3 separate regions of the Homo sapiens genome follow, and regions 1 and 3 are each linked to region 2. The links are chromatin loops, found by intact Hi-C in ENCODE. Cell type or tissue: A673. All regions are shown on one strand.

Evidence for each region. Peaks named below come from ENCODE experiments on the same cell type or tissue, not always from the same donor. Only the 100,000 strongest peaks of a DNase experiment are listed, where the experiment ranks them.
Region 1: a loop joins it to region 2, with 3 times the contacts of the local background. A loop is called at or near these places in 19 of 110 quality-filtered maps.
Region 3: a loop joins it to region 2, with 5 times the contacts of the local background. A loop is called at or near these places in 59 of 110 quality-filtered maps.

Annotation. Positions count from the first base shown.
Region 1 is chr2:223,615,044-223,623,043 of GRCh38, forward strand. No RefSeq gene overlaps it. Among named protein-coding and RNA genes, the nearest start is that of SCG2, 17 kb to the left of the region's middle. RefSeq lists an enhancer at 3,056-3,711. In A673, a CTCF peak has its summit at 3,230 (motif pointing left); a DNase peak (open chromatin) is centred at 3,318; H3K27ac peaks cover 2,167 bases.
Region 2 is chr2:222,967,477-222,975,476 of GRCh38, forward strand. No RefSeq gene overlaps it. Among named protein-coding and RNA genes, the nearest start is that of ACSL3-AS1, 52 kb to the left of the region's middle. In A673, a CTCF peak has its summit at 4,395 (motif pointing right); DNase peaks (open chromatin) are centred at 2,225 and 4,415; H3K27ac peaks cover 451 bases.
Region 3 is chr2:223,098,347-223,106,346 of GRCh38, forward strand. The region is part of intron 1 of LOC124907986 (a long non-coding RNA gene); the gene reads left to right. It overlaps LOC105373905 (a long non-coding RNA gene), which reads right to left. Exons shown (of 3, transcript XR_923950.4): 3 at 6,958-7,039. Among named protein-coding and RNA genes, the nearest start is that of KCNE4, 50 kb to the left of the region's middle. In A673, a CTCF peak has its summit at 3,567 (motif pointing left); a DNase peak (open chromatin) is centred at 3,545; H3K27ac peaks cover 1,593 bases.

The sequences.
Region 1 (8,000 bases), 650 kb after region 2:
GGCTGCAGTGAGCCATGTTCACAGCACTGCACTCCAGCCTGCAGCCTGGGCAATGGAGCGAGATCCTGTCTCAAAGAAAAACAAAGAAAGAATAGAAGCATTTGCTTCATCTCAATCTCTCAGCAAGTCTGCAGCTTTACGCAGAGCTTTCTTCAGTTGTCCGAAGAGAAGAGCAGGCTGCTCCCGGACCCTGAACGTGACCCACAGGGTATGTGGGTGTTTTAGAGCCTTATCTCTGTGTCTGGAGCCTGTCCCCACACCTGTGCTGCTCTAGAAGACACTACATGCTCCAGGGGTTTACTATGTCTCTTGCACCCAAAGATAACAAATCAAGTCAAAGAAGGGGTCTTCTTTTTTTTAAGACAGAGAGAGAGAGAGAGAAAGGGACCAAACAGATACTTGCCAGAGGCCAAGACATTCTATGTTTTTAGGATATTCCTGATCTTGGGGCTTTGGAATTAAGTTCTCATAGCTCTCATCAAGTAGTCACAATAGGACACTCAGCTAATGACTTTTCAGGATTTCTTGGATGTGGAAAGATAAAGTGGCAAAACGAAGGGTATGTGATCATGAGAATAGCTAATGTTTATTAAGTTGACTATATGTCACACCGTTTACAATTACTATATCTTTACACTCAACCTATTGGGAATATTACATGTTGAACTATGTTAACTTGCCATTTTTAGATTTAGAAAATGATCGAATATAGCAAGTTCATGTGGTTCAAGCTAATATCATTACCATTCTGTTGATGAGGAAACTGAAGCTTAGAGAGGGTCATGAATAGATGCAAGTGACCTGTGGTCAGATGATCTAGATTTGATTTCTGGTGACACCACTTAATAATAGTTTCTACCCTCATAAGGATGTTGGGGGGTGGTGGCTGTTAAATAGGATACTTTAATAAATAAGGGCCTAGCACATTTTGAGATTGCAACATTCTTTTTTCTATACCAACTAACCCTTGATCAAAGGAGAGGAAAAAATAAGTAGACTAATCCCCATTCCTAGGCAGTCAGAGGGTTAGGGGTGGGCGCTGGGCCTCCTGGTATCCTGCATTGACTACCAGGCCTGGTCCTGTTGTCCCCAGTTCCCAAGATCTAGTAAGAGAGAAGCATTTAAATGATCACTCTGAAAAGGAGGATTCAGTGATGAGTAGAACATAGAGCAGTGACTGGGTTTGAAATCAGGAAACTGGGGACAGAGGTCCTTTGTTGAGTTTCTGGAGACTTGGGATGACACTCTCAGTTTTGCTTAAAGGGACCACTAAGAAGGCAACAAAAACTACTGGGGTGGAGCATAAGAAAAACAGATACAAAAGAGAAACTGTCAAGAGTACCCATTGGTTATATCACTGATCACCATTTCCCAGGAGCCATGGAAATGGGAAGGCTTCCCAAGAGGCCCTCAAAAAGCTTCCTCTACTGCTGCCTTCTCTTTGCTACCCTGGGGCTAGCTATAAAGGAGAGCCAGGCACCAGGTTAGCGGTGCTACACAGATACAGGAAATCTCAACCCCTCATCGGTATTAAGATTACGGCTTCCCCTCATAGTCTCACTCTTTTATTCTACTCAAAACCATGATTAGTTGAGTGAAATAAATTTAAACTTGAGAATTTGGCAATCATCTTTTAAATAAGTGGCATCCCCACTGAACAAAACTAAATCCAACTGGGTATTGCTGAAACCAATTCTGTATAGTTGGGTCTTACATAGAGTGCATGGTAAATGTGTTCTCCCTTCCAGCCTCCTACCGTAGCACCACGAATCTTCCATGGAAACAATTATCTCCTTCAAGAACCAGCATGACTGGCCGGGCCCAGTGGCTCACGCTTGTAATCCCAGCACTTTGTGAGGCCAAGGTGGGCGGATCACGAGGTCGGGAGATCGAGATCATCCTGGCCAATATGGTGAAACCCTGTCTCTACTAAAAATACAAAAATTAGCTGGGCATGGCAGCGCGTGCCTGTAATCCCAGCTACTTGGGAGGCTTAGGCAGGAGAATCACTTGAACCCAGGACGTGGAGGTTGCAATGAGCTGAGATCATGCCACTACACTCCAACCTGGTGACAGAGCTAGACTCCGTCAAAAAAAAAAAAAAGAAAGGAAGGAAGGAAGAAAGAAAGAAAGAAAGAAAGAAAGAAAGAAAGAAAGAAAGAAAGAAAGAAAGAAAGAAAGAAAAAAGAACCACCATGACTGATGGAAGTTTGAACTATAGGTGCAAAATCCAGTAAGATGGGTATGGGCCTTGCTACATTCAGATTTGCCTCATTTTGTGCTTATCATTACTCATGTAATTACTTGTCACCATCAACTCAAACCAAAACCACAGAGCTTTTTTAAAAGGGGTTGACAAGGAAAAGGTACTTGTTTAGGGAACACTTTACCTCATCTTGTCCCCACATAGACCTGTCCCTCCATAGCTGCATCTCAAACCTCAGACCTTAGCCTGCCATTAGCACCAACCACATTGAAATCTCAGTTTCCTGAAGCCATGTTCTCTGACAGAATCAATCTGTAATAATGACAGAACACGCTATTTGGATAACCTTCCACTCATGCATTTATTCATTCATTTGCTCATTCATCAAATGTTTATTGAACTGATTGAATTATTCAGAAAGTAATGGTGCTGTGCTCTCTGCCCTCTTCGAGCTCACAGACTAGTGGCTGGGACTGAGGGTGGGTGCACTGAGCGGGGCGGGGGCGGGTAAGTGAAGGAGGCATACACGTACATCCTTGATGGATAAAACAGAATAAAACATGTTCTCGAGAGAGGCACAAGGAAAAGGCCAAGAGGGAATAGGAGCAATTAATTCTCCAAAAGTTTCAAGAGAGCCTTCATGGATATAGTGACATTTGAACAAGACCTTGAAGAAGCATTCAGGAGGAAGAAAAGTGAGGTAAGAACTTGCTCTCCTGAGGGAAAGGACTGAGCAAGATACAGACTGGGGAGGAAGGAGGTTTGCTGGGGGAAAGACTTTGGTTTGCCACAAGGAAAGCAGCCAACCTTTAATGAAGGTTCACCTTGTTCCAAGCACAGGGCTAAGTGCTTTACATTAATTAAAACATGCAATCCCTATAATAACGAGACAGGTACCTTCATTGTTCGCACTTTACAGAGTGGGAAACTGAAGGCCCCAAAGATCTAACAACTTTCCCAAGCTTGGATGTTTATTAAAGTGAGGAGCAGAGACCCCTGCAGGCAGTCTGCCTTCCTGACCACACCCCGCATTGCCCACGAGGATTGTGGTAGAGAAAGTCAAGCAAGGCTGGAGTCTTGACAGACATTGTCTCAAATGCAGATGAGGGGATTTGGGCTTCATTGTCAAATTTTCTAAGGAGAGAAAGGAAATAAATGACAACATGAGGGAAACAACTGGGGCAGCTGTGTGGAGAATGTATTTGCATCTTAATGAGAACATTTAACGCCTCAAGCCAGAGCTTCTAAAGAAGGGAAATTCAGACTTTCAGGTCGTCTAAAGAGGTTAGAGACTTACACATAAACGGAGGGCAGGCCCAGATCAGCTTAAAGACCCTTCACACATCCTGGGCAGGTGGCTTTCTACTGGATAGGAACCCACCTCACCCCCCCACTGCCAACGAAGTTATCTGGATCAGTCTTCTCGTTCTACAGATAAGAACAGAGAAAACTGCATTGTTTTGCCCCAAATCCCACAGCTGGAATGTGGCTGAACAGAGGTCCAAGTACACTTCTCTATCTCCAAGTCTTGCGTTTCTTCCACGGCATGGCCCAGGTTTACACTCCCCAGTATTTAAACCAGCAGGAGCGCACCAGCGGACTGCTCCACAGCCACACCTCCAACCTCTCCCGTCTACTTCAGCCCAAGGAGCACAGCCAGCCCTGGAGGAGCTGCAGCCCAAGATGTTGATGCTGCAAACAGGGAGATGCTGCAAACAGGGACAGTCGACCTTGACTGTCCTCCCAAACTAGTGAAGGTGCACTCCCTCACAGTCTGGCCCTACCTCCCACTCTCATTGGCCCTTTTTCTTTTTCTTTTTCTTTTCTTTTCTTTTTTTCTTGTCTGCAAAGCTTAGACCAAAGTAAGTAATCTAGAAATATCCAGAAAAGAGTTAATTAAAACAACTCAGGTTGAGAAGGCAGATGCAGAAAATCAAGGTGCTCCTGAAGTTTTGACACAGGACTCTAAGAGGGAGAAATGAATCTCAAGACCGCTGTGGGACACGTGCTCCCACAACTTCACAATTGAACACAAAGAGCTATTGCCTTACACCTAATTGCTCCAAATTAGGTGTTGCATGTAATTGCATTAAAGCCTTGCTAACTTCTTATTCGTGCATTTTTAAGGGGGGAAAAAGCCAGCCTGATTTCAGCTCTGTGCTCCTCTTCATGCCAATCTCTCATTCATTAGCTGCATTGTCTTGAGAGGAGAGTAAGGAGTCCTTCCAGCAGAGCACCACTTTTCCTGGAGTCATTCAACTTTCTGCAGATTTGATGAGAGTAAATCCCACTAGAATTTCCCTCCCTTAGCTGAGACCATGGCTACCTGAGCTGAGAGAGGAAGACTGGGGCTGGCGGATGGGAGTAAGGGATAGTCCTGGCCGCCAGCACATAGGCAGTCAGGAGAGGCAAATGCAGTCATACCTGGGTGGCAGCCTGTCTAGTGACACTCGAAACCAGGAATGTGGCAAAACTGGTGGTGTTCCTCATGGCTAGAGAGATAGTAACAGGACGCATTTTTCCAGAGGATGGTTCTGTTCATATCTAAGTCAGGTGTGAGAATCCAAAAAAGTCCAACCAAGTAGGATTTTGACCACTACCTGTTTAGAACCCTTCAAAGGCCAGCTGCTGCCCTAGATTAACTCCCAGTCCTGATCGCTGCCCCCGCCCCCTCCCGCTGCCAGTCCCTGCAGGGCCAGCCTTTGCTTGTCTCCCAAGTCCTGCTCTCTTTCACTCTCATCTCTGCCTTCTGTTCCTCAATTATGTGGGGCTTTCTACTGCTCCAGAACCTTTGCACATTCCACTGACTCTGCATGCAGTGTGGCTTCTTGCCCCTTCTACTTAGCTTCTATTCACAGTCTGTAGTCCTTACTTTACTCATCATTTCCTAATAGAAATTATCCCTGACATCCCAGGTTAAAGCAGGTTCCTTTTTCATAAACTCTCAAAGAAACTAATTTCTTACTGTATTGACTATAAATTCTTATTTTTTGCATTCTTGATGCTCTGACATTAGGAGCCTTGATCCTGGTGAGACTGCCCCTCCCAAGGCCAGCTGATCTCTACTTCCCTGCGAGCAGGCCTTTAATACACAAACCAAGAAATGCACAGCCCACACCTGTAACTATCTCCTTTACCAAACTGTCACAAGCCATGTCAACATTACCCTACCCTAAATCATCCCAGGGCCAACTATGGGACAACCAGAGAACCCCTCTAGAGCTCACATCCCCCAGATTATTCCAACTATCCAATCCCAAGCTTACTCAGTGTGCCTATTCTGCCTCACCCATTCCCTCCTATTAAACCCAATAAAGGCTCAGGGGCTTGCTCTGCCCTTCCCCATCTCTGCCTCTTGGCCCATCCTGGCCCTACCCCACGTGGCCCTGCATGGCATGGCATGGCATGGTGTGCTGTGCTTCCTATTTCCAGGAATCAGTGAGTATAAACTTCTTCCTTCATAACAATCATTTCTGTGTCTGCACATCTTACCATACTCATTTAAAACAAATACTGGGTGCACCTTAATACATGTACTCTCACAGGGCTTTCCTGGGTTTTTCCTATGATTTTTTTTTATGTCTGGCCCTCTAGCTTGTAAGCTCCCTGAAAGAAGTTTCCACATCTGTCAGTGCTGACGTGTGTGTGTGTGTGTGTGTGTGTATTGTGTGTGTATGTGTGTGATGCAGTCTCCCTCTATCACCCAGGCTGGAGTGCAGTGGCGCAATCTCAGCTCACTGCAGCTGCCACCTCCAGAGCTCAAGCAATTCTCTGGCCTTAGCCTCCCAAGTAGCTGAGACTACAGGTGTGTGCCACCATACCCAGCTGATTTTTTTTTTTTTTTTTTTGTAATTTTAGTAGAGATGAGGTTTCACCATGTTGGCCAGGCTGATCTCGAACTCCTGACCTCAGGTGATCCGCTCGCCTTGACCTCCCAAAGTGCTAGAATTACAGGCATGAGCCACTGCACCCAGCCTATGCTGACTTTTTAATCCCAGTACCCAGCACTGGAGTGATGCTCTATTAAACAAAAAAAAAATCCCAGTCCCCTGAGGGGAACAAGCAGCACTGTACGGGAAAGAGGAGGCCATGGCCTGCAGTCACAGACCAGATGACACAACTTGCATGGGAACAGACCTGGCACACAGGTGGATGGGTATCCAGCACTCCTCTAAGATAGGGGAGAGGCCAGGTGAGTGACAGTCAGACCAGCTCTGGACTTGATAGGCTGGAGAGATAAGCCTAGTGCCAGTGAGGTCTGGCTCACTGGTAGGCAGGTTAAAGGCATCTGTGACTGGTTGAGAGGGTCGGTGGGGAGCTTGGAGAGGCAGGTCTAGTCAAACTGACTGGTGAATCGGTTAGCATTTTAGCACACCCATCCTGAGAGAGCCTCAACAGGCCACTCACTTTACTTGAGGATCTCTACCATGTAGACAACATGAGGATCATAAAATAATACATGAGGGAGGGGGCAAAAAATAGGGGCTCCACCTTGCCAAGGAGAAAGTCACGAGTGCTCAGGACCTTACTTTGACTACTTGTCTGGAAGAAGCAGTCTGTGTTCTCAGCACACCCTTAGGATACTGCAGAGTACATCCATTGAAGCCCAAGGGCACTTAGAAACACAATCCGCGTGATGGTTGACATGGCTGTAACTGTAAAATAACAGCAGTGATAAACAACCCCCAGGGCTTAATCACAGGATGCCCGAGTGTCACTGTTCCTTCTCGCTTTCTCTTTAAAATGTGTCACAGAAGCTAATCATATATGCTGAGCATTGTGCTGGAAGCCCCTGCTCTGCTCTCTGACACAAGCATGTCCAATTAGAAGCCTAGCATCAAGCACCTCTGACCCTATCCGTGGGAGGCAGACTCCTGAGCCCTGGATTCTATTTCCAGCCTCTGCAATGCTGAGCCGGGTGAGGTGACGCATCACCTCGCCTGGTGTTTTCTAATTGACAGCCTGAGAGCATCGCATCAAGTGTTCCTTTCTCCAAGCCCAATTAAGTAGTTTCCTTCTCCCAGAAGGCAAATTTAAAAAAATTCTCTTTTAACTCCACTCTCCATTCCCATTCTCCAACTCCTAACCATGTCTGCATGGGCAAGCACACTCATGTGTTTAATGTGTATCTTTTTGCTTGTTTATATTCTTGCAAAATGGGCTTTGTTGTTCTGTGTGTATCTTTAATTTACCTACATTGTATTGTGTTAAATGTCTCCTTCCATTTCTTGTATTTTTATAACTCATCACTATGCCGCTATGGTTTATCCAAGTTGCCAGGTGTGAATCTAATCAGCACGGTGTAGGTATGAATGCCCCGTACCGTACTGGCCACTGACCCAGTGATGGCTGCTGCATTTGCTTCCAACGCTGCCTCACTGCAAACAGTATTGTAGAAGGTATCCCTGTGTGTATCCATTAACATCTGTGCATATTCTTATTTTTCTAATGCCAGATTGTTCTCCAAAGGCTCTTGAGGGCTTCTCTATCCTCACATGCCCATCCTTGCCAACTAGTGGCATTTTCCGGCCTCCTACTTTTTGACAAACTTATATGTGTAAAGTGATATCTTGTTATTTTATTTTGCATTTATTTGATTACTAATGAGTTTGAACAAGACTCCATGTGCTTGAAGGTCTTTGGACTTCCTCTTCTGGTTAGTCTATTTGTATCCTTTGACTATTTTTGTTTTGTGGCTGATATCTTGTAGAGTCTAGATTTAAATCCCTTGTCAGTTTTAAATATTTCAACCATTTTATCCCATTATGCCATCTATTAACTTTGCTTATGGCGT
Region 2 (8,000 bases):
TTAGAGGATTTTATTTTGTGTTCTATAGCTTAACTTATCTTTGTTTTGGTTGGAGTCATTTAAAAAACTTGTCTCTATTCTGAAATAACTGCACAGTCTTCATCCTCGTTCATTTAAGTCGAAGTGCGAGGCAATGAAAAATCGTGCATGTGAACAAGATCTGTCAGGTAGATGGATTTGCGTCTGGGAGATTGAGGACATCCTAAGTGCCAGAATGCAGAGATGTTTCCAGTGGGGCTATCAATTTGTTTCAAGGAGGACCCTTTGATGCTTAGACTGGGGAGTAAGGTGGGGTAGGCCAGGGAGATGTCTGGTTTCTAGTGTGCTGAGAGAGTGCAGTGGGACAGGGCAGCCCATGTCCACACCTTCATTTCACTGCCTTCATTATTCTGTTTCTGAGTGCTGAAACCTATCAGAGTCTGGCAAGGTAGATGGGCGTATCGCCTCCCATAAGGACTCTAGGCCATGGTTCCTCTGATCTACTTCATCTGTTTTCATCCATCTTCTAGTCATTTGTTGAATTTCTATTCAGTGACAGCCCTTCTTTTACTTTCTTTATCGTTGTGCATTAAATCCTTTTAAATTGTCTTGCTGTCATTTTAAAGAGAACCCAGCTGAAGATGGAGTTAAACAGCCTTCCATTTAGAGCTGGAATTCCCCTGTTCTATCCTATTTAATGAGCCATTCAAATCAAGATAGTTTTCTGTTGATGGGACTGGCTTTTCAAAAAGGCACAACTAGATTATAATCCAGAATGGGGAGGAAATAATGCCTTATTTTTTGTTTTGTGGAGGCTAGCCCAGTATCTTTTATTTGGTAGGTGCTCAATTAATGTCTATCAATTGAGTTTGCTTTAACATTTAAGCTCTACCATTTTTTTTGTTTCACATTTTTGTCTGCTCTCACAAATGTGATTTCTCTTAGAACAGACTCAAACATCTGGAGAGCCATTTGTATCTCCATTTTTATGGCCTTTTATATTTTCAGTCTTGACTATGCACTTCTACAGGATTTGAAAGAAATGAGAAAATACAGTAAGCACCCTATGTGGAGAGATTCATATTCCATAACTTGTCTTCAAAGTTATAGTCCTCTTGACTCACTTTACTTGCATGTAAAAACATAACTTGGGCATTTTATTATCCCTTATTGCTTGCTTCTCATTTTGTTGCTGTTCAATAGGGAAAGTAGGTTGTTTCCTATTGTAATTTCCAGAGTTCTTTGAGTTAAGGGGTGATTTTTCCTCCCTTCCCCATGGCTGTGAACACGTGGATGTGCACACTTGCACGTGTCCCTTACCCCCGTGCATATCTCAGTATACTCTGGACATTTTTCTCTTCAAAAGAAAACCAAGTTTCTGATTTCAGGTCATCCAAATAGATACCATCAGGCAGAGCAGCGTGACATGGTTCTTAAGTCCCATAGGTCACGTTTTTGGTAAATAGCTGTGTCCTGTAACTGTCATTCCCGTCATGTCTAGCTTACTCACCAGTGAATGCATGACATTTTCTTGGCCTTGGAATGTTCCATCTCAATTAAAACTAGAGGGAAAAAAAGCCATTCTTCATACTGTAAATATGAGAAGAGTACATCATGGAGACTTTTCTCATCAAACTGTAGAGGAAGAGCCTGCCCTGCTGGGGCCTCTTGGGAGACATACCTGGTTCAGGATGGAACCAGCTCAGGAGGACTGGAAGAGTCCTTTTAGTTTGTATTGTGTATTGAGAAAATTTATCGTAACATCTTTTCCTTTTGTACTGCCGTAGTCAATAAAACTATATAATTAATTAATTCACACCTATTCAACACATGTTTTGCACAGAGTAAAATTTAGCAAAATACGCAATACAATAAACATAGAATTAGACAACATAATAGAAGGGATATATATATATATTCCTTCTACAAATATAAATTGTAATATATATTTAAATTGTTATATATATATATATATATATATATATATATATATATATATATATTTAGGGCTAAGAAAGACATGACTTTGAATAGTAACCCAGTACCATTTTCTATCTATCTATCTATCTATCTATCTATCTATCATCTATTTATCATCTATTCTATCATAGTGATAAATATACATAACATAAAGTTTACCATTTTAACCTTTTTTTGAGTGTACAATTTAGTGGCAGTAAATACATTCTCAATGTTATGCAATCATTGCCACTATCCGTTTCAAGAACTTTGGCATCACCCCAAACTGAAACTCCACACCCGTTAAACACTAACTCACCATTCCTCCCTCCCCACAGCTCCTAGTAGCCTCTATTCTACTTCTCTTCTCCATTAATTTGCCTATTCTAGGTACCTCAGTGGAATAATGCAATATTTGTCCTTTTGTGTTTGGCTTATTTCGTTTAGCATACACACTTTGAAGGTTTATTCATGTTGTAGCTTACATCAGAATTTCATTCCTTTTTAAGGCCTAAAAATAATACATTTTCTGGGTGCTGTGGCTCATACCTATATTCCCAGTACTCTGGGAGGCCGAGGCAGGAGGATCACTTGAGCCCAAGAGTTTGAGATCAGCCTGGCAACATAGAGAGATCCCATCTCTACAAAAAAGTTTTGAAAATTAGCCAGGCATAGTGGTGTGTTCCTGTGGTCCCAGTTATTCGGGAGGCTGAGGCAGGAGGATCACTAGAGCCCGGGAAGTTGATGCTGCAGTGAGCCATGATTGTACCATTGCAGTCCCACCTGGGTGACAGAGCAAGACCCTGTCTCGAAAACAAGACAAAACAAAACAAAACATTGTATGTTTATCCCACATTTTGTATATTCATTAATCTGTCCATTGGTATTTGGGTTATTTCTACCTCTGGGTTATTGTGAATATGATGTTATGAACATTAGTGTACTAATATCTGTTGGAGTTTGTGCTTTCACTCTTAAGTATATATTCAGAAGTGAAATTACTGGATCGTATGGTAGTTTTATGTTTAACTTTTTGAGGAAACACCCAACTGTTTTTCACAGCATCAGCACACCATTTTACAGATCAGGAAAATGAGGTTCAGAGAGGTTAAACTACTAGCTCAGGATCGCATAGCTGGCCTCTAATGAGGATTATTAAATTTAGGTTTGTAAACAGCCTTCCATTTAGAGCTGGAATTCCCCTGTTCTATCCTATTTAATGAGCCATTCAAATCAAGATAGCTTTCTGTTGATGAGACTGGCTTTTCAAAAAGGCACAACTAGATTATAATCCAGAATGGGGAGGAAATAATGCTTTATTTTTTGTTTTGTGGCTGGATAGTGCATTCCATAAATGGGCTTTCAATCAATCTTTACTCTCTTCCCTTCCCTTTCTGATGCTAATTCATACATACTGGTCTAAAGTTTAAATTTACTTATGAGTCCACACTCTTTCTTCCATTTTCTTAACATATTACAAAAGCAAACAATCTCTTTGATCTTGGCTAAAATGATTCTAGAACTTTCTCACACCTCAGAAGTGCATGCTTCTTTCAAACAAACCATGTGCTGGTTACAAATCATGGCTCTTTGTCCACCGTCTTTCCCCAGGCAAGCTTGGGTGGCTGTAGTTAATATAGTTCGAGGGTCTTGAGGTAGTGGAATTGCTGTACGAACCCTTGGAGTGTAGAATTTTCACAATGAAGATGGATCTGGCCATTTTCCCCTCTTCAATCCCAAACACACAGGATGGAATCAGTGAGTTGACACTATGCATGGGTAGGCCGAGTAGGAGGGAAATTGTAAGGTGTGTGCAGTGGAATTTGGAGGGTCAGGTGGCCTTTCTTGTCCCAGACCTGCCTTCCCCACTAGGTGACTAGCGGCCTTTGTCTGCCCTCATTCTCCACCTCCTGCCTGTAGGTTGGCTGTTGGTCATTCGGGTCGGTATGACTGGACATTAGTGCTCCTCTCCCAGGAGTGTTTACATCTAAAACCTGAGTTCTGACAGTGGAATAAAAGGCATATTACAGAGGGCCCACCGGACTAGGGGGTGGTGTGCTGGCCTCACATGGTGCTGCTGAAATCATGCCTCCTAGGACAGCCCCTTTAGATACTGAAGACTCATCTTACCTGCTCAGTTTCCTGATTCAGAGAGTGAACTAGATGCTGCTGCTAAGGGAAAGACACTCTGGGAGAAGCCAAACCGCAAGGAGCCTTCAGTTCTCTCCTTACTGGGCCAGGAGGAGGAATTTTTTTTTTTTAACTGAAAAAGGGAATTACCAGCTTAAAACACAACCAAGAAGCCTTTAGCATTGAGGACTGGTGAGGAGAGGAGGTATTCATTTTGGTGTGGGGAGGAGACATCAGTAAGCTTTTCTTTCTCGTGTACACACACACACACACACACACACACACACACACGCTGGGACGTAAAAGACGTTTCAGTAGGTGTCATTCCCAAGCTGTCCACAAGATGGTGCAGAAACCCTGCTCACAGTCTGTCCTCCAAAGGCACCACCTCTGGAGTGATTTGCAGCCTCTGCAGGCTGCTGGTAAATTGAGGTTTGGAGAGCAGCATGAAGCTTTCACCGCGGTGAAGATACCTTTGACATTTTCGGGATTCTGATTGTAAATTCAATTAAAAATCGATTGGGTTCCAGTAAACAAAATGAAATGACAAATGTGTACAAAAGCTCCTTGTGCAGGGCTTAGCCTGGAAGAGAGATGGAGGTCATATAGGAAGGCGTGGAAGGAGACCTGGATAAGCTGCTGTGGGTGATACGACACCTCCTGTTCCTGGGGAATCTTGAAGTCTGCGGGGGGTTCAGCTGTGCATCGCTGGGCATTTACCGTGGATGGCACTCGTCTGCATGCTGTGGAGACAGTCATACGGAAGAGTCCCGGTCTTTAGAGAGCTTGAATCTGTCAAAAACTCATACCAGAAAAATAACGAGTGTGCCAGATGGTGGTCAGCACTACGGGAAAGATATTACAGCCGACCACTGGAGGTGCAGGGTTTCACTTTTAAATAGCGTGGCATCGGAGACCTCTTGGAGCCAGTGACATTTCAATAAGACCTGAAGGATTGATGGTGTGAGCCACGGGAGTTTTAGGGGAAGACCATTCTAGGCAGTGGGCACAGCAAAGGCAATGGTCCTGGGGTCGGGAGGTGCCTGGAGGAGGCATGGAGGACCCAGGAGGCTGATGTGGCTGCTGGGGCAGGTGAAGGGGCAGGGCAGGATATGAGTCAGAGAGATTCTAATGGGGGAAAAGCCGGAGATTTCGAAGCTGAGTGATCACACGAGACCTTGCAGCACAGTATAAGGACTTTCGACTTTACTTTGGAAATTGCTGGAAGCCATTGAGCGTTCTGAATAGAGGCGTGGCATGATCTGCCTTGCATTTTGTAAGGATCACTCCGGCTCTTGCATTGAGAAGGTCCTACAGGCAGGAGCCGAAAGACCAGTTAGGAGACAGCTGCCATGTCTGGGTGAGAGATGGTGGTGACCAGGCCCAAAGGGAATGACAGTGGAAGTGAAGAGAAGTGGTCAGATTTAGGATATCTTTGGAGCCAGTAGAGTTGATGGTAGATTGAATGAAAATTTGAGAGGCAGAGAGGGGTCACGGATGACTTTGAGGTTATTTCCCTGAGCAATTGGGCAGATGGAATGGCAATTAACTGAGATAATTTGGAAGGGCAGGTTTTTGGGGGAAAGATCAGGAACTCAGTTTGGGATATGCTGAGTGCGGGATGCCTTTCAGATGTCCAAATGGAGATGTTCAGATCTATGAAACTAGAATTCAGGGGCAGGGTCCAGTCAGATATAAATCTGGGAGTAGCAGGTCTGAAGATGATATTTAAAGGCATAGACTGGAGTGACAATGGGTAGACAAGAGATAAAGCCCAACACTAGTGCGCTCCAATGTTTAGAGTTTGGGGAGGTGTGGAGGAGCCAGCAGAGGTAACTGAAGAGGGTGGACCAGTGAGGTCGGAGAAAACTCATGGCCGAAGAATGTGGTGTCCTGGAAGCCAAGTAGGTAAAAGGCTGAGGAGGAGGGAGAGGTCTACATGTCAGCACGGCCAATGTTTGGGGCTGGATAATCCTTTGCTGTCAAAGGCTGCCCTGTGCATTATAGGATGTTTAGCAGCATTTTTGTCTTCTTCCCACTGGATACCAGTAGCACTTCCCTCCCTACTGTGTCAACTAAAAGTGTCTCCAGACGCTGAGTGCCACAGATCCCCAAAGGACAAAATCTTTTCTGATTGAGAGCACTGTTCTAACTCAAGAAGTGGAGAACTAAATTCTAGCACAGGAAGCTCTCTCTTAACCCAGGGCAGAGGAAGCTACTGGAGAGGCTGACATGTTTTGAGTTGAACTTGGAAGGTTGGGTAGTGTATTGACAGAGAGTAGCTGGGGTTGAGTGCGGAAGGCAGCTCAGCCTGGGAAAAGTTCCTGATGCTTGACAATGTCCCTGCACAGAGAACCAGCATCACTTTTTGAAGCCATGGAAATAGCGATATCATTTTTACCATCTCTTCCTTTAGGCACAGGCATGGTTTCCATGACATCTGTCTTCCCAACAAAGGAAAGGAGGTTAAATGAATTTTTTTTTTCTAAAATATAATTTAGGGAGATTTAGGCATGACCATACATGTCACACTATTTAAAAAATGTTATTAAAAAAAGAAAAAAAACTGCACCCCTGCCCTCCTCAGCTCTCCCACCTCCTACCCCTGGCATCTTTCCAAATTATAAATGAGAAGCTTGTCTTTCCCTCAGATTCCATATACGAGACCAAATTGTTTTTTTCCATCATTGGAATATAAATTATTGCTTTGTTTAAATTTGATTAAAAATCTCTCCCTTCCTTTCAACACACGCACAGTCATGTACACACACGCACACGCGCACACACACACAGAACTGAAATACAACTTTGGTTTTTTAAAAATTTATTTTAAGCATCTACTCCATGCTCATTAGGAGTTTTACTGAGCACTTATTGGAGCAATTCTTTTTCTGGACATTTAGCCAATATGTCCAGGGGACGCACTCATGTTGCATATATAAGAATCTCAACAGAAAAAGTATTTAGGGTGAGAAGGGGTAAATTGGGTTTCACTTTGAGAGGGGGGAGGTTTAGATATGACTCAAGGCCAGTTTAAGTGGAAAGTGTCAGGACTTTGGAAGAAAGGAAAGACTTTTGCAGCAGAGGAGAAGGGAAACTCCTGGGTAAATAGGAGGGACTGGCTATCAGCGTTATGTTATCTTCTTGAAACTTGCTGGGCAAACTTCCTAATGGCAAGTTATAAGGAAATGCATTAATTAATGAACATGACATTCAGATGCAGACTCTGTAAATCTGGGCATGAAAATGGCCTGTTTCAGGGGTTCCCAAGACTGGCCCCTCATCATCATCATCAGGGATGCTCAAAAGGATGGAACCCTCCCCTAAAGATTCTGGATCTATCCACGTGGGGTAAGCTCAAGGCATCTGTAAGTTGTAGAAGTTTCCCAGGTGCTGCATATTAGTCCTGGACTCCACATTGCCATTTGGGAATTATTTGCCTAATTTTAACAGAAATGAAGGAGCTTCGGGTCTTAGCCAAGAAAGAGATTCTGTAACTTTGTGAATCTGATTTCCCTTTTTTTTTTTTTTTTTTTTGAGATGGAGTCTCACTCTGTTGCCAAGACTGGAATGCAATGGTGCGATCTTGGCTCACTCCAATCTCCACCTCCTGGGTTCAAGTGATTCTCCTGCCTCAGCCTTCCAAGTAGCTGGGATTACATGCATGCGCCAACACACCCAGCTAATTTTTGTATTTTTAGTAGAGACAGGGTTTTACCATGTTGGCCACGCTGATCTCAAACTCGTGATCTTGTGATCTGCCTGCCTTGGCATCCCAAAGTGCTGGGATTACAGACGAAAGCCACCGCACCTGCCCCCCCCTTTTTTTAAGTCAACAATTTGGTGGCTAAATGAAGATGGTAAGATCTGAGCAGATATGTAGTTCAGAAAATAAATTTTTGACTTTTTATTGTAAGGAGACTTGAGTTGAG
Region 3 (8,000 bases), 130 kb after region 2:
TGAAAAAAAGCCAATACCCAAAGATTACATACTGTATGGTTTCATTTATATAACATTTTTGAAGTGACAAAATTTTAGAGATGAAGAGCATATTAATGGTTGCCTGGGGTTAAGGAGAGGGGAAGCTAGGGGGAGGGAATCCGGTGTTGTTCTAGAGGGTGGCGTGGTGTTAGATTGTGCAGCAAGTTGGCTGTGGTAATAGGTACACCTCTCTACACGGGTGACAAAAATTGATGGCACTCAACACACACGCACACACACACACACACACAAAGTAAAACTGGAAAATCTCAATGTAAATGAATTTGGTCAAAATTAATATCTGGTTGTGATATTGAGCGATTGTTTTGCAACATGTTATCACTAGGGAAGCTGGAAAAGTGCACAAGGAATCTCTGTATATTTCTTACAACTACTATTATCTCAATAAAAATTCCAATTAAAAAGAACTTAAAAATACTTCTGAAAGTTATTTCTACTCTACAGCAGTTAACAATAACAACTACATACAAAAGTGACTATAAAGTACATGCATATATTATTGCTAAACCGAAACCAGTGTATTACTAAATCTATTTTTCCTTAGCCAAATCCCAAAATTTCTTTGGCTACTCCAGTGCTATCCAATGTGAAGGGAAGTGTGACAGAGGAAACATTGGAGTGGAGAGGAAATAATCAATGGTATTAACACATTGGGGTTAAATTAGCTTACCTCTGCAAATGTTACAACAATCTACCACCATGTGAATACATTGCTAGATCCTCCCTGCATGAGTGGGTGAGGGGCTCCGAAGCTTAATTAAGCCCCATAGTTTCCCTGAGTCTGTGCCTGAACTAGGCCCAACAGGGGTCTCAATGACTGAGTTCATCGGCCTCTCCTGTGATTCTTGGTGTCTGGGTTGGGCTGGCCATTGGGTAGTTTGAAACAAGGCTGCTAATCTTTAAGTTTTTCAAATTAAGTTTTTTGTTTGTTTATTTTGAACTCACAAAAATTAAAGAATGTGGCAGAGGCATATGAAATGGTATGAGAGGTTTGCTGTAAAACCCTTTGCTTTCATTTGGACTTTGGAATAAGGGGGTTTCATTAGAGAGCCCTTTTTAGGGAGCTTATCTTCAGAAGAAACTAGGACACTGATGAGGAGGCAGTTTTACCTGTAAGGTGGTTCAGCTTTTTGAACTCCAAGGACAATGCCATTCAAGAGCTTGACAAAGCAGTGGGCAAACTCCTTGTGCACTTCTCCCGTGACTCTCTTCTTCCTTCCCTGGGATAAGGCATGGTTTATCTGGCTGCTGGGATGGGAAAAGGCGATCATGCCATCCATCATGCTCAGACCTTTGGATTCTTTCCTTCAGAGCCACCTGCCCACTTGCCTCCTCTTATCCCTTCTCCTTACAGAAAGTTCACCAAGGCAGATCTGTGCCTTACAGGGTGAGAGCAAGGGCAGCCAAGTCCCCAGCTGTCCCGCCCCTCCCTGGGTCAGGAGGCTTAGCTAGGTGGAGGATGAGGAGAAGGGACTTTCTTTTGCCTTTGGGCTTAAGCTATGACATCAAATCCTGCTTTATCAATGATAAAGCCAAAACTTGGACTATGATCTTATTCTTCTTTCTACCTCTCAATTGGTTCAGATCTTGTAGGGTTGAGAAATGTGGTGAAATGAAAGCTTAAACACACGAAACTTACATTTATCTACATGTGTAATGTTCCAGACACATCGTCTTGTGAAATGCCCTCGAGAGCCTTCTAGGCACATTTAGGTGCATCACCGGCATAAGCACCCGCTCTGGCTCTGGACACACAGTGACCACAGCACTAGTCTACAGAGAGGAACATTTTTTTTCATTTCAGTACTGTACATTCCTCCAAGAGTTTTTGAAGCAGCTGGCCTCACGCCCAGTAGTTCTGGGGGAATCATTTGGCCACTCAGTCCCAGTCTCCCTCCCAAACATGTGGCAGTCAAGGAGAATATTCCTTTTATGATCTCAAGTCAGCTTAGAGTAAAACCAGTCCAGTTTGTAACAGAGGAGGCTGTGGACATAGCAAATAAATCACCAGTAGAGCAGAGAGGTGGCTCCACCTCCCCATGCCCTGGTAAGCTCCTGGCTATGCTTCCTAACTGGGAAGGAGATAGCAGACCAGCTAAGCACTGGAGCATCTGCCTCAGGTGACTTCCCCACCCCCACTCCCAATCCAGCTTGGTGTAGGATTTTCACATTCTCTCCTCTTTATTTCTTTTTCCTCCCCCTAGTCTCATTTGCTTTGGGAAAGACATTTATAAATACAGCTGGGAGCCTCATTTTGCCAATGAATTTTACTTGCCTGAGAAGAAAGCAAAGTCTAAAGTTAGCTTCTGAATCTTGCAATGACAAATTGGTTATTGATACCAACACCATGTTGGTATTGGTGGAATACCATGAGGACACTGGACCGATGCCAGTGACACAGATCGGGCAGGCGAGCTCTTGTTGCTCTGGTCAAGCTGCTGGCTCTGCCCCAGATGTGCCACTATCATCACATTTGAGTGGCATCTCCTTGGCTTGTGAAAGATTCATCCTCTGTGCATCAACAGACTGGTATTCCCAGAAGAGGAAACCAGATTTCGGTTCATGATGTGGTAGAAAGAGCACTAGTCCAAACTCAGCGGGCCTGTTTCTAGTTCTGACCTTGTCACTTGCTGAAAAGCTTCAGTTAAGTCACTTTTCAACAGTGCCTCAGTTTCCCTTATCTATATAATGAGCAATCAGAGCAAGTGCATCTCTATTTCCTTTCCAGCCCTCACTGTCTAGAGTTTATCAGTGCTCTAGCTTATAAAGTGGAAGGAAACAGAACTTACTGGGCAGTTTCTTCATGCTGGGCCTTGAAGCAGAGACTTGATACTGTTCTCATTTAATCTTCAGAAAGTATTATTCCAGTTTTACAGAGGCAGTAACTGAGGCTCAGCGAGATTAAGAGACTTGTGCAATATCACACAACTGATCTACTGGTGAGCACACATTTTGTTACAAGTGTCAGGAAATCCAGCTTAACCTGGGTTAAGCAAAAAAGAGAACAAGGAGTTTGAAGATGTGACCAGGAACTGGCTTCTTCTCTCCACCTATCAGCTCTGTTTCCTTTGTGCTGGTTTCATTGTCAGATTTCCAGTGCTAACCATGTGGCTGCAGCAACTCCAGCCCTCACATCACCTGGGGCTGACCAACTGCTCTAGTTTGCCCAGGAGTTAGGGGGTTCCCCAGACATGGGACTTTCAGTTTTAAAGCCAACAAAGTCCCAGTCAAACTGTGACAAGTTGGTCTCCAGCATCAGCTACAGATTCAAATCCAGCAGGAAATAGCATGCTTTTTCGAGTAGCTCTTGCAAAATATTCTGACTTGCTCAGACCTGACTGCTTTATACCAGGATCTCTCCCAGAAACAGTCCCTGTGGCCGGTTCGATGCAGGTGTGCTGATTGGCTTAGGCTTGGGGAGAGCCCTGCCCAGACCATATGCTTGGTGGGGGAGGGGAAGAGCCCTAAAAGAAAGCAGAGGCTGTGGTCAATAAGGAGTGTAGGATCCTGTGGAGGTGAGTGGGAATGACACCCTCTGCTGGTAAGTGGCAGGATCAAGTTTCAAACCCCAGTCTCCTTACTGTGAACCACAGGGAGATGAATTTCCAAAAGATGCTGCGATTCCTTGCCAGGTATGGTCAAGACAGAATGCCCAGCTGAGTTAGAGACTGGTGATTCTGATGCAAGAACTTTAGGAGTTCTTGGCTTTGTGGCCTTTGAATAGAGAACAGATACATTCCCTGGCCCCTACTGCACTGCAGGATTTAGGAAGGTGGTGGACACCATGTGCATGGCGGTGCCTGGCTGATTCTCACCATGTGAGCCTGTCAGCTACATCCTGCAGCACCCTGTTTGATGCCAGTGGCAGAGCCACGCCTACTCCCTGTGGAAATACAGTTTCCGCACAGGCTGAAGGACATCTGTCTGAGAGATTGACATTAAAAAAACATTAAAAGGTGCCTTCTGTGTGGTACCAGTTTAGAGTGACCTGGCTGCTAATACTGTCTTTTATTAAAGCTTCCAACAACAGTTACTGGAGAGCTACTAGGCTAAAAGGAAAGATTATTTTTGGCTCTCATACTTCCTGTTTGAGGAGAAAATGGTGTTCCAGAAAGACTTACAAAGACTGAGAAACTGCTAACATAATGACATTGAAGACGGGAGAGAAATTTCACACTGAAATTTTTATTTCAAGTGAGAGAAAAAGTGTGAAAATTATTTTGAGGGTGATGATAGAAACATGTTGCAATCAGGAAACAGAAATATGTTCTACTTAAAAAGGCCTAATGTTAGAGGTGTATCGGATGGTTTTCGTGCCAAGTTTATCTTCCTGCATATGAAAAATTTTAGAAGTGTTACTAACAGGAATGACTCTACAGCAGAATGATTATTCAAAAATTGCCTTGTATTTAAACCTCCACAAAGATAGATTAAGATGAACTTCAGTTGACATCTGTTGTTTTTTCCTGCACAGCATCAGTCTCTCTTTCTCTGCTAATGGCACTTTGATTTCATCTTAAGGAATTAACCTTAGCTTTACCTTTTCTCAATCTGTGTAGTTTTGGTTGGCTTGAACTCCAAGGTTGAGTGCATGGTCAAAGCTTGGCCATTGTCAAAAGGCAAAATTACAACATGTTTACTTTAAAAATCTTAATTGGTTTTTATTTGTGATTCTAGCACTGGGGGCAACACATCATCTTATAAAATAGAATTAGTGTTCTGATGAGCTGAGCAGAGGAGGTTGGCTTTACAGACAGAAAAGGGGTGAAGAAAAGCAGAAACAGGTATCAAAAAGAGGACTGGTTGTTTCAAAGTTACTTCCCTTGTAGGGTTAAAGCAGAGCGAACTTCCTTATTACACTGACTCAGGTTGACTAGAATCTCCAATTGTTTTTTTTTTTAGTTGAAAACCAGCCCATTTCAAAGTTCGTTTTTCTTACGTGGCAGTTAGCACAAGTGACTCCATTCTGGTTTCGTCTGGTCTGCTGGGGCCTAGTGAAGAAGACTAATCCAAAACAATCACCTTCCATAAACTTTAACCCCATTTCGTCACTGTAATTGGTTCATGTTATGTGATCCAACTTAGGCTAATAAAGATCAGTGCCGAGATTTTTGCTTGACTACAGAAGAAAAGATACTCAGTTTTTGTTGTAATTGCTAAGCTGGTAGAATAAAAGGCCGTCGATGCTAGTGACCACCTTTGCCTAGACCAAAGGCAACATGGTAGAGCCCACGATGTTGAGAAATGACACTTTGACAATATTGCTTGAATACCTGGACCTGGCTGTGCCCGAAGTGATGGATTTCTCAACTCTATGAGCTTAAGCCAGTTTGATTTGGTCTTGGGTCACCTGCAAATGCAAATCCTAACTAATAGATGATGAGAGTATTGTAACTAACCACATAATTCATTTGGAACTCAGTTGTCCAACAGCTTCACCTACGTGGAGCAAAGAAAACTGGGAACTGAGTACAAGGGAACTCTGAAGAAACAAAGTGTCACATAATATATGCTGAAGATTCTGAGATGGACTCAGAAGCACGTCTTTTATTTAGAGTTGTGTGTAAAGTAAGAGTCAAATGCCCTCAGTAGTTTTGCTATTTGGTTTTCAAACCCGCAGCAGATAGGGAGTGTTATAAGGCAAGAAGTAGCCACACCAAGCAGGACCCAGAAGTGAGGAGCAATGAGGCAGTCTAACATGGGCAGAATCAGAGAAGCCACAAGGATTCCAAATCTATAACAGTCCAAGTCATTCAGCTTGAGGCCAAAAAGAACCTGTATCATGTGACTGTTGTTGGTAAGCCCTGTATCATCAGGAAAAGACTGCATGCTGGTCCACTGTTTGCTGTTTTAAAAGGTATGGAAGTACATAACACATTCTAGAAAGTGTTCCAAGTGTCTTAATTTACAAAAAACAAGTTTTGGTTGTAAAAGGGGTAAATTTCATTAAATGGAAGAGCTCTCCACCAAGTTCAATTTCCTGAGGGTAATGGAAGTGTAGAAATGCTTTTATATTGATTTAGAAGCAATGGTTTCTGAGGCCTTTTACGGTTTACCACTAAGTGAGGCAGCCTGTGGTTCTTGATTTTTCTCTGCTTCAGTGGAACCACAAATTGGTTTTGCTGCGGGTGGTGAGGGAGAGAGGGACAGACCAACATGATGATGAAACCCGCGGAGGTCAATCTAACTGCATCTCAGAAGGGACGTGACACGGTGCCACCTCTTTGAGCATTTGTTCTAGGTGGAATATTTCTGTGTGATAGATAATCTCTTTCAAATCTAAGAATCTATAATTACATGCTTGGTTTAAGTGGTTATTTTTTTCATTTAGTTTTAAGTAGTCTCCCATGGAATACAACTATTTTCTCAGATTCGCTTTTTCAGAATGCAAGAGTCATCTCAGGTGTAGATAATGACTTATCTTTCCAGAATCCCTGGGTTAGCCTGGGTTGTGGCCAAGAGAGCTGCCTAGTACAATTCCTGCTTCTCCTTCCATGGATTAGGGCTTTCTTAGGAAATGGCAGTCCAGCCAGGGACCACATTCCTTGGCTCCCCTTTTATCCAGCAGTGACCACATGATTAATTCTCACCAAGGGAACATGAGCAGATGTGATGTGTGTGGATTCTAAGTCATATTTTTGAGAAGCGTGTGTGCCTTCTTCATGATTTCTCCTCCAGTTAGATACAGAGGAGTCTGGTGGAGTCACAAGTTGGAAGACATCTTGTTCTGGAGTTGCCACTTAGAGAAAAGACACCCTCTAACCAGTAATGCCTTCTTCAGACTGTTAGGTAGACGGTCAACAGGTGGTTTCGGGTGGTCCACAGATACAGTGTTAACATTTACTTGCACAGATTATTTCCTTTTTAGTTGTTTCACATTCTTTGATAGTGTCATTCCTTCTGCTGCACTAGATTTTAATACCTCTGTAATATAGTCTTTCCTTTAAATAAAAAAAGATAGCAGGTCTCAGAGTCTTCTGGTAGCAACGCTGTCTTGCTAGGATTAAAAAATATTGATTTGTTTTCATTATACTTATTTTAGCATTCATCTTTTATTTATGGCAAGTAAAACTGGTTTTCTAACTATAATAGGAAAATACATTTTTCTTTTAAATATTTGTATTTTTAAGAGGAATGTGAGGTGATTAAAATATTAAGTAATAGGAATGGTGGTAGCTAAGATGAATGCACTACTATAAAATCCATTGATGAACTGGTTAGTATAAGATACTGCCATATTATTCTTCTGCAGGTTTTGGTATTGAGAATGAAGGTGACTAACTTTTCATTGAAAAACTGTTAAAAAATAGCAACAGAGTGAGACCCTGTCTCAAAAAAAAAAAAAAAAAGAACCAAAAAAGTTAAACGAAGTGTGATTCATTCTACTCTCTGAAAAATTCCATTTAGATCATTAGGATGAAATCTCGTGGTATTTTAAAATTTGGGCTATCTTCATTTCTGATAAATGACATTTATAAAAAACAACTTTATTGAGATATAATTGATATATCATATAATCACCTGTTTAAAGTGTACCATTCGGTGCTTTTTAGTATATTTATAGAGTTGTGCACCATCACCATAACTAATCTTAGAATAATTTCATTGCCCTGAAATAGACAACCTGTACCTATTCAGTCCCCTTTCCCTCCAAATCTGCTGCCCCAAGCTCTAGATAACCACTAACTTACTTTATGTCTCTATAGATTGACTTATTCTGGATATTTCACATATATGGAATCCTACAATATGTGTGCTTTTTATGACCAGCTGCTTTGACTTAGCATAATGTTTTCGAGGTTCATCCGTGTTGTAGCATGTATTAATACTTCATTTCCTTTTATTGTCAAATAATATTCCATTACATGTATATGCTACAGTTGTTTATCCATTTACCAATTGATGAACATTTGGGTTGCTTCAATGTTTGGCTATTACAAATATTATTGCTGTGAACA